2 separate regions of the Homo sapiens genome follow, and region 1 is linked to region 2. A link is a loop called in an ENCODE intact Hi-C map of the cell type or tissue named here. Cell type or tissue: Caco-2. All regions are shown on one strand. Region 1 has its middle 610 kb from the start of LINC02307. Region 2 has its middle 730 kb from the start of LINC02307.

Evidence for each region. Peaks named below come from ENCODE experiments on the same cell type or tissue, not always from the same donor. Only the 100,000 strongest peaks of a DNase experiment are listed, where the experiment ranks them.
Region 1: it touches region 2 in a loop (8-fold over the local background); 2 of 110 quality-filtered maps call a loop at or near these places.

What each region holds. Positions count from the first base shown.
Region 1 is chr14:43,778,254-43,783,253 of GRCh38, reverse strand. No RefSeq gene overlaps it. Among named protein-coding and RNA genes, the nearest start is that of LINC02307, 610 kb to the left of the region's middle. In Caco-2, no CTCF peak of the experiment used is centred here; no DNase peak of the experiment used is centred here.
Region 2 is chr14:43,649,135-43,654,134 of GRCh38, reverse strand. No RefSeq gene overlaps it. Among named protein-coding and RNA genes, the nearest start is that of LINC02307, 730 kb to the left of the region's middle. In Caco-2, no CTCF peak of the experiment used is centred here; a DNase peak (open chromatin) is centred at 2,504.

The DNA of each region.
Region 1 (5,000 bases), 130 kb before region 2:
GGAAAATAAAGAAAACTCAGTTGAAATACGAGTTAAAGACTTCCTTTTGAAAAGTGGACATCTAAATGGCTAATTAACACACAAAAAGTTGTTCATAACGTAAGACATCAGAGAAATGCAAGGAAAACTTCAATGGGATAGCATACTACATCTACTGGAATAGCTAAAAGATATATGATAAAAAATGAAATGTTGGCAAGGACACTGAACAATCAGAATTCATACGCTGCTTGTGGGAATGTAGTTTTTTTTGTTTGTTTGTTTTGTTTTTTTTTTTTTTGAGACTGAGTTTTGCTCTTGTTGCCCAGGCTGGAGTGCAATGTCGCGATTTTGGCTCACTGCAAACTCTGCCTCCCAGGTTCAAGCAATTCTCCTGCCTCACCCCCCAAGTAGCTGGGATTATAGGCATGTGCCACCACACCCAACTAATTCTGTACTTTTAGTAAAGATGGGGTTTCACCATGTTGGTCAGGCTGGTCTCTATCTCCAGACCTCAGGTGATCTGCCCACCTCGGCCTCCCAAAGTGCTGGGATTACAGGCATGAGCCACCGTGCCCAGCCTGGGAATGTAAATATTTTACATCTACTTTGGAAAATTATTTGGTTCTATCTTTTAATCTGTACCAATGAATACTAATTCCATTCATGTTTATAAGCTCGACACAAATATATACAAAGGCTCAACAATACACAGATGTTATGTTCACAGAAGCACTATTCATAAAAGCTACAAAGTAGAAAAAAATCCAAATTCTCATCCACAGTTGACTATGGTTCATTCAGAGAATGGGTACAGGTTCCAGTAGCTGCATACATAGCCATTGTTGCTGCATACAAAACCATTTCAAATACACCAGAATAAAATAACAAACAATATGGCCATAGATACTGTGAATCAGAAATTGAGATAAGGCACAGCAGGGATAATTTATCCCTATTACATGATGTCTGGGGCCTCAGCTGGGAAGACTTGAATGGTTGGGGCTGACTTAAATGGCTGGAAACCAGAAGCTTTTGAATATTACTTCACTGGAGTGATTGATATCTAATTGGGATTATTCAGTTGGAACATTTGCATGTGACTTGGGCTTCTCTGAGAATTTCAGCTGCATTCTAAGAAGGGAGGATCCCAAGAAGGAGTATATGAGGAGCTGGTGTTTCAAAAAATAAGAACTAAGCTGCAGTGCTTCTTCTGATCTAGCATTAGAAGTCATAAGTCACACCCTATTCATTAAGCCACATTGCACTGATTACAAGAAAGTCATTAATGTCAGGATAATCCAAGTGGATAGGAATTGGATTCCATCTCTAGGAAGCAGCAAGCTCAATTTGAAGATCATGTGGGTTGGGAGACACTGTGTGGCCATCTTTGAAAACAAAATCTGCCACAGAGTACAGTGATAAGATTGACAACTATATCAATATAGATGAATCTCTCAAACATTCTGTTGAATTAATGAAACTAGACACAAAAGTGTGTATGTTGAATGAATTAATTTATACACAAAATATGAAAACGCAACACATTTATTTTTTATGTATCAGTATGGTGATTAACTATTGGAATAGTAATTGAAAGAGAACAACAAAATTATTTCTGAGGTATTTGTTATTTTTCTTTTATGAGTGCTAGTGACAAGGAATGTTTAGCATGTGAAAATTCATTAATTGTTCAGTTATGGTATAAGCTTTTTTCCTGTATATATATATATATGCAAAATATACATATATATGTATAATTTCAAAAAAGTTAAAATAAAAAGAAAAATTCTTTCAATTTATTTATATTCAGTATATATAGTTTTGTCAATATTTTGAGATCTTTTATAAACGTTTCTCTTTTTTTCAGTCATTGCTTTGCAGTGTCTTTATTTCTTCAATCACATATCTGCACAAAACTATTGCAAAGATGCATGCTACTGTGTTACACATAATACTTGAAAAACGACGCTGGTATAACTGCTTATTCTTTACTTAACACAAAATAATTGACTTCCAAAGGTAAAATTAGTCTCACCACTATTTGCTTCTACTTGTTAAAAAAATTAAAAGTTATTGAAAAAGGCATGAAGAATTATAATACATGAAGAAGCCATTATCTTTTAATGGTATTTATAAATATTCAAAAAGTTATTTTTCCAAGACATTTAGAAACTGCTATTTTTCCTTATAAATACTATTTTTTTCACACCTACCTCTAATCTTATGATAAATCATTTCCGTTTTTGCTTTAACACATATCCAGATTCCAACCGTTTTCTTCCACCTTCACTACTATTACTCTGACCTGAGCCACTGTGATCTCCCACTTAGTTTTTAAATAGTATCTTCTAGGGATCCTTGCTTAGTCCTTGCCCCTTGCATTCTAATTCATGACACAGCAGCCTGAGTGATGATCTTAAATCTATCAGATCATGTAGACTATGTTGTTCTTATGCAACTCATTTCCCAATGGCTTTGATGTCACTCAGAGTAAAAGTCAAAATTCTCAACAAAAGCAACAATGCCCTACAATACCTCATCTGCTCTCCCAACTTGTTCTCTTTGCTTTAGTGAGCTAGCCTTCTTGCTTTTGTAAAAAATGTTAGCCAAGCTCTTATCTTGGCTATTTCTGTTTGCATTTCTCTTTACATAAACGTTTTTCCTCAGCTCTTTGTATGACCTGTTTGTTCTCTTTCTTCTTTCTGGTATCTGCTCAAATTTCACCCTTTCATTGAAGCTCTTCTCTTGACACTGTATTTAATATTTCAAGCCTTTTTCAGTCCCCGTCATTGCTATTTGTTCAGTCTTTCCCTGCTTATTTTTTTCCCAAAGCACACATATTTTCACATATTTATTATTTATGCATGTTTTTGTATTGTACATCTCCTCTACCCCATTTTCACCCTTAACAGAGTGAATTCTATTTCCATAAAAACAAGATGTTTTAACTCTGTGTGTGTGTGTGTGTGTGTGTGTGTGTGTGTGTGCATGTGTGTGTGCGTGCACGCACAGGCACCTCAGGCCCTTTGCCCTTTCTGTATTCTCTTTCTGAAACAACTTTCTCTACTCACTGTTTTACGTCTCTTTTTCAACTTTCATGTTTAATGTTTAAGCTTAAATGTCATCTTCCCAGGGAATGTTTTCTTGGTCATTCTATAAAAAGTAGTCTGGCTTTCTACCTTTTATTTCCTATCATATTTCTCTATTTATTTCTTACACAGATCTTTAACATTATGTGGTTATCATATTCACTTAATTATTGAATTGATTGTCTTTCTAAATGAAATATAATCTCAGTGACAAGAACCTCATTAGAAATTGAATGTGTGAATAGGATGTGTTGAATAGATTTTAGCTGAATACTGGACTTTTTTTTTAACAGTTCCTCTTTATAGATAAAGCTTATATCTACATTTTTGAGTATATTTTTTATTATATCAGTAAAGAGAGCTGAAAAATAGGGTTTTGTAATAATTTTCTTTCTCATCATATGAAACTTTCTTTTCACTTCTACTTTTGGGAGTACACTAATTTATTTTTCGGTTGACATATTTCCTTCATAGAAAAAATAAATCTTACTTCACCCACAGGTCCAAGGATGAGCCTGCTAAATCCTGCAGTAATCTCCAAGTCAATTAACTACAAAAATTCCTTTAGCTTCAAGATTGGGGTATGGCTGACTCTGAGACGGAGAGATGAAAGAGAGGTTTGCTGGGAGCTTAGGCAAAAGAAGTTTTCTGTTTCCTAAAATAAAGCCACCAGAAGATATATCTCACCCTCATGAATTTGTGTTCTGTGATTGTGAAACTTTGACCTTCATCGTTAGATTGTTCTCATGAAGGACACCATTGTAGGAATGAACACAGAGGAATTCACAGGGAAAGATGTAGCCCAGACCTACTGGATATAGCTAGATTGAATCCAGTGACCTCTGGACTTTTAGTTGTGTGAGCAAATACACTTGTTTATTTTATCCATTATAGTTGGCTTTTCTGTACTTGCAGCCAAAAGCAGCATAACTGAAATTCAGTTTTCATTCTCATTCATTCTCATATTTAACACCACTTTCTGCTATTGTACTCAACTAGAAGATTCTTCCATTGCTTAGGGCTCATATTGATTTACATGTCACCATAGCTATTGGGGGAGGTGTTTTATGGTAGAGACCTCATGCCTATTACCTTCACATTGCTTTGAATACACATAATATTTTTTAGTGAACTTCCAAACATGAGACCCTAGTTCCTGTCATTATTACTGTTATTGATTAGTTTAGTGTCTTCCAGCAACTAAAATCAATTAAAAGTCAAAGGTAATGCTATTTTGTTCTTTATTCCACAGACTATTCACTGATGGGAGTTTCTTTCAGGTAGTAAAAGACCAATTTTAGAGTTTGTCTGCCTCTTTCAAAGTTGTGTAATCTTTCATCAGTAAATATTGATTCATTTTCAGTCAAGCTGGAAATGTTTTAGAGAGTAACTTTCAGTAAAATTAACCAGTCTTACAAGTCAGTAAAAGCTAAACATTCTTGGCAGTGCACTCCACTTCCAAATGTGTTGGAACTGTTCTCTCATATTACGCCTTCTGTATTATCATTGTTAACATACAGTGAATGTAGTACTTTTCCCTTTTGTAATACAGTAATAGATAAACAAAAGTATGTAATAACTTGACTATGATGTAATGGTATGTTCAATTTATTTCATGAAAGCAGGTAAAACTTGCCAACATATAGCATAATATTTTCCTTTAACTTATTTTCCCTCTGTTTTAGAGTATCAAAAAACCTTATTCTGCTGGCTCTGAGGCTACAGATAAATAAAAATAGGTTTGAAAATACTGTGGCTATTTTATTTACGAAAAACAATTTTTCCTGTTTACATTTTTTAAGAGAATTTATCTAAAATTAAATTACCTCTTAAAAGAATAATTAAGAGGATAATTAAGACAGGACATTTCTATACTTTAAGATGTTACATAACAACTAGAGGTTTAGATGAACAACATGAATATATTAT
Region 2 (5,000 bases):
CACCTTTACTGTGTTCCAGAGGTTTTGATTGGTTGTGTCACTATTGTCGTTCAGTTCAAAAAAATTTTAATTTCCACCCTGATTTTATTTTTGACCCAATGATCATTCAGGAGTAGGTTATTTAATGTCCATGTATTTGCATGGTTTTGGAGGTTTCTTTTGGATTTATTTTCCAGTTTTATTCCACTGTGGTCTGAGAGAGTGCTAGATATAATTTCAGTTTTCTTAAACTTTTTGAAGCTTGTTTTGTGGCCTATTGTATGGCCTATCTTGGAAAAAGTCCCATGCACTGTTGAATAGAATGTACAGTCTGCGATTGTTGGATGGAATGTTCTGTATATATCTGTTAAGTCTATTTGTTCCAGGGTACAGATTAAATCCATTGTTTCTTTCTTGACTTTCTGTCTTAATGACCTGTCCAGTGCTGTCAGTGGAGTATTGAAGTCCCTCACCATTACTGTGTTGTGGTCTATCTCTTTGCTTTGGTCTATTAGTAATTGTTTTATAAATTTGGGAGCTCCAGTGTTAGGTGCACGTATGTTTAGGATTGTGATATTTTTCTGTTGGACAAAGCCTTGTATCATTATATAATGCTCCTCTTTGTCTTTTTTAACTGCTGTTGCTTAAAAGTTTGTTTTGTCTGATGTAAGAATAGCTAGCCCTGCTCACTTTTGGTGTTCATTTGCATGAAATGTCTTTTTTCCACCCCTTTACCCTAAGTTTGTGTGAGTCTTTATATGTTAGGTGAGTCTCTTGAAGCCAGCAGATAGTTGGTTGGTGAATTCTTAGCCATTCTGCAATACTGTATCTTTTAATTGGGGCATTTAGGCCATTTACATTCAATGTTAGTATTTAGATGTGAGGTACCATTCCATTCATCGTGCTATTTGTTACCTGTATATCTTGATTTTTCATTGCTTTTGTTTTTGTTTTTTCAATTGTATTTTTGTTTTATAGGTCCTGTGAGATTTATGCTTTAAAAAGGTTCTTTTTTGATGTGTTTCCAGAATTTGTTTCAAGATTTAGAGCTCCTTTTAGCAGTTCTTGTAGTGGTGACTTGGTAATGGCAAATTCTCTCAGCATTTGTTTGTCTGAAATACTGTATCTTTCATTCATATATGAAGCTTAGTTTTGCTGGATAAAAAATTCTTGGCTGCTAATTGTTTTGTTTGAGGAGGCTGAAGATAGGACCCCAAAGGGTGTGGAGTTTCTGCTGAGAAATCTTCTGTTAATCAGATTTTGCCTTAAAGTTTTCCTGGTACTTTTGTCTCACAGCTCTTAAGATTTTTTCCTTCATCTGAACTTTAGATAACCTGATGACAATGTGCCTAGGTGCAATGATCTTTTTGCAATGAATTTCCCAGGTGTTCTTTGTGCTTCTTGTATTTGGATGTCTAGGTCTAGAGAAATGCCGGGGAAGTTTTTCTCAGTTATTCTCCCAAGTATATTTTCCAAACTTTTAGATTTTTAGATTTCTCTTCTTCCTCTGAAACACCGATTATTCTTAAATTAGGTCATTTAACATAATCCCAGACTTCTTGGAGGCTTTGTTAATATCTTCTTATTTTTTTCTTTGTCTTTATTGGATTGGGTTAATTCAAAGACCTCATCTTCAAGCTCTGAATTTATTTCTTCTGATTGTTCAATTCTATTGCTTAGACTTTCCAGAGCATTTTGCATTTCTATAAGTTTGTCAAATGTTTCCTGAAGTTTTTATTGTTTTTTTATTTGTGCTATCAATTTCCTTGAATATTTCTCCTTTCACTTCTTATATCATTTTTGGATTTCCTTACATTGGGCTTTGCCTTTCTCTGGTGCCTCCCTGATTAGCTTAATAATTATACTCTTGCATTCTTTTTCGTGTAAATCAGAAATTTCTTCTTGGCTTGGGCCTATTGCTGGTGAGCTAGTGTGATTTTTTTATGTGGCTTCCTAAGAGCTGAGCTGTTGTGATTGTTATCTCTGTTCTGGATCTAGCCATTCAGCAAGTCTACCAGGCTCTGGGCTAGTACTGGGGGTTGTCTGCAGAATCTTGTGATGTGAACCATCTGTGGTCTCTCAGCCAGGGGTACCAGCACCTGTTCCAGTGGAGGTGGCAGGGGGTGAAATGGGCTCTGTGAGTGCTCTTAGCTTTGATGGTTTAATGCTCTATTTTTGTGCTGGTTGGCTTCCTGCCAGGAGGTGGAACTTTCCAGAGAGTATCAGCTGTGGTAGTATGGGGAGAAACAGGTGGTAGGTAAGGCCCTAGAACTCTCAAGAGTATATGCCCTGTGTCTTCAGTTACCAGGGTGGGTATGGAAGGACCATGTGGTGGGGCCATAGATAGGTGTGTCTGAGCTCAGACTCTCTTTGGGCGGGTCTTACTTTGGCTGCTGTGGGGGATGGGGGTGAGGTTCCCAGGTCAACAGAGTTATGCTCCTAGGAGGATTATGACTTTGTTTACTGTGTCATTCAGGTTATCAGGGAAGTGGGGAAAAGCCAGCAGTCATAAGCCTCACCCAGCTCCCATGCAACTGGAAGGGCCAGTCTTACTTTCACCATGCTCACCCCAACAGCACTGAGTCTGTTTCCAGGCAGTGAACAAGCAGGGCTGAGAACTTGCTCCAGAGTACCCACCTCCCAGCTGCAAAGCAAATAAAGCTTTCCTTCTTTCCCCACCTGTGGAATCTGCAAGCCAGCTTCACCCCTCCCATCGAGTTCTGGTCAGGAGGCTTCTGGTTGAGTTCAAATTGCTATAAAGTTCAGCTGGAGCCTTCCTTCTCCCTGTGGCCTTTTCCCAGTACCTCTGGCCACCCTCCCGAAGGACCTTTGTAAGGCCAGGCAAAAATGGCTTGCTAGGGGACCCAGTGATCTCCCAGGGCTTTTTCCAACTGCTTCCTCTTCCCCTATATTTTGCTTGGCTCTCTAAATCGACTCAGCTCCAGGTAAGATCAAAATCTTCTCTTTTAATCTAAGCCTTCAGCTTCCCCAGTGGGGGTGTGTGTTCAGGGGCAGATAATCTCCCTTTCCCACTTCCACAGTTTGGGCACTCACAGTATTTGGGGTGTCTCCTGGGTCCTGCAGGAGCAATCTGCTTCCTTCAGGGGTCTATGGATCTTTTCAGGTTTGCTGCAGTCATTTTCTGCAGGATTTATTCCAGTCATTCTGGAGCAAAAATGCACGATGCAAGCCTCCACACGTTGCTCTGTCCATCTGAGTCGGAGCTGCAATCTTGTCTTACTTCTAGTTCGCCATAATCCACTGCCCTCGAGGTTTTCTTTTTTTTTTTTATTTTAATTTTGTTGTGTACACTATTTAACTTTCAAGATATTCAAGCTGCTACTTGGATTTAATGAGGATTTGAAGTAATGGGTTTGGCTTTCTCATATTTCTGGATGCCATTCTCCCAAAATGTTGACTTTATTTGTCCATTACAAAAATTGCATAGAGTGATGAAGTTATGGCAGAACAAAGAAGAGGAAAAACAGAATGAAGAAGACTGAATCTGACTTTTGACCCAAGTCTTAGGGAAGTGAGATTGGATCGTAATGTAGCAGGAGGCTTAGGATCTACCCTGTGGGGATAAAATAGATTGTTTGCAGCTTGAAGGGAGGAAACCTTAAGAAGGAAAGCCTGTGAGCATCAGGAAAAGAATATGTGGCTTGTAAAAGAGGTCAAAGAGATTTTAATTCTCTAAGGGAATTACCTCTGTTTTACTTGCTATTTACTATTTATTAGGGCCTAGTCTCCACAAAGTTAGATATCATCTGGCAGATTTATTTCCAGTACAAAGGATAACCCCAAAGTATATGTTTTATTGTGATTTTGCCCATAATAAGTGAATACATCTGCTCTTAGAATGGTTCCCCAATCTCTCCATTCTCTACCTGATGATCCTAGTGGATGAGAAAATTAAGAATGGAAAATCTTACCCTCCACTGGCTGGAGCAAATGAGCTAATGATACTGCCTACCTAACTGAGCCTTCTATGGGACAGACACCTTTATCTCAAGCTTCTCGATGTTAACACCACAACAGCAAGCCCTAGCTTTAGGGACAAAGCCTGCAGCTTTCAAGCTCTTCTGTTTATGGCTGAGTAGGTTTAAGTGTTCAGCTTTTGTTTGGGTAGTTATTATTGGCTTCAGCTAATCAAGTTAGTTTAATCGTTTCATATTTGTGCATCTATTGTTTCAGAATCTGGGGAGGAGATAGATATTAAGAAAAAACTGTTAAAAACTTAGATATATGGCAACAGGATGGTGTATATCTTCTGCATGTACAGTAGCATTGTATAATTGGCTTACCCAGGAGATTTTTATCCTCCTAGTGATAAACCTCTGTTTTACCTGTTATTTACCATTTATTAAGACCCAGGTCTCCATGACATTAGATGTTAACTTGCAGGGTTTTGTGTTCAATAGAAAAAAAAAATTGCAACATTTATAGTTTACATTAGCTTGTTCTGTATCAAACCTATCAATCTCATTGCAACATTCTTCATCAGCATCAATAAATAGTGTTTCATAAATGTGTGCTGAACCTGTTTTACCATCTCAACAGTTCTCATAGTAATGAGTTAAAGAATTGTGTATAAACACAACAAATGTATTTTAAAGTGGTGCAGCATCCCCTTCATAACTGCTTCCTGGGTGAGTCTTGGAGTACTTTGAAAACAGTGATAGTGGTTGAGGTATGAGCTCTCACAGGGAACATTTTGTATTTTACAGAGTGTTTTCAGGAGAAATATCAGTCATGATAAGAATTATGAACTCTGGAACGAAATAAAAAATGGTGAAGACATTTTTATGTTAGCATTTTAAGGCCTTTGAAATAGAATTAGTATCCAAAATAACCATGCCTATGACCAGTCCTACATTAACAAAGAAAAATAAAATAAAATTTCCCCATAGCTTATGAATTTTCTCTTGTAAGTGAATGGTTGCATGCATTCAGGGATAGAATCAATGAAAGGCTAGAAATGGAAATGTCCTAATGTTTAAAGAAAAAGATCCTAAGTAGAT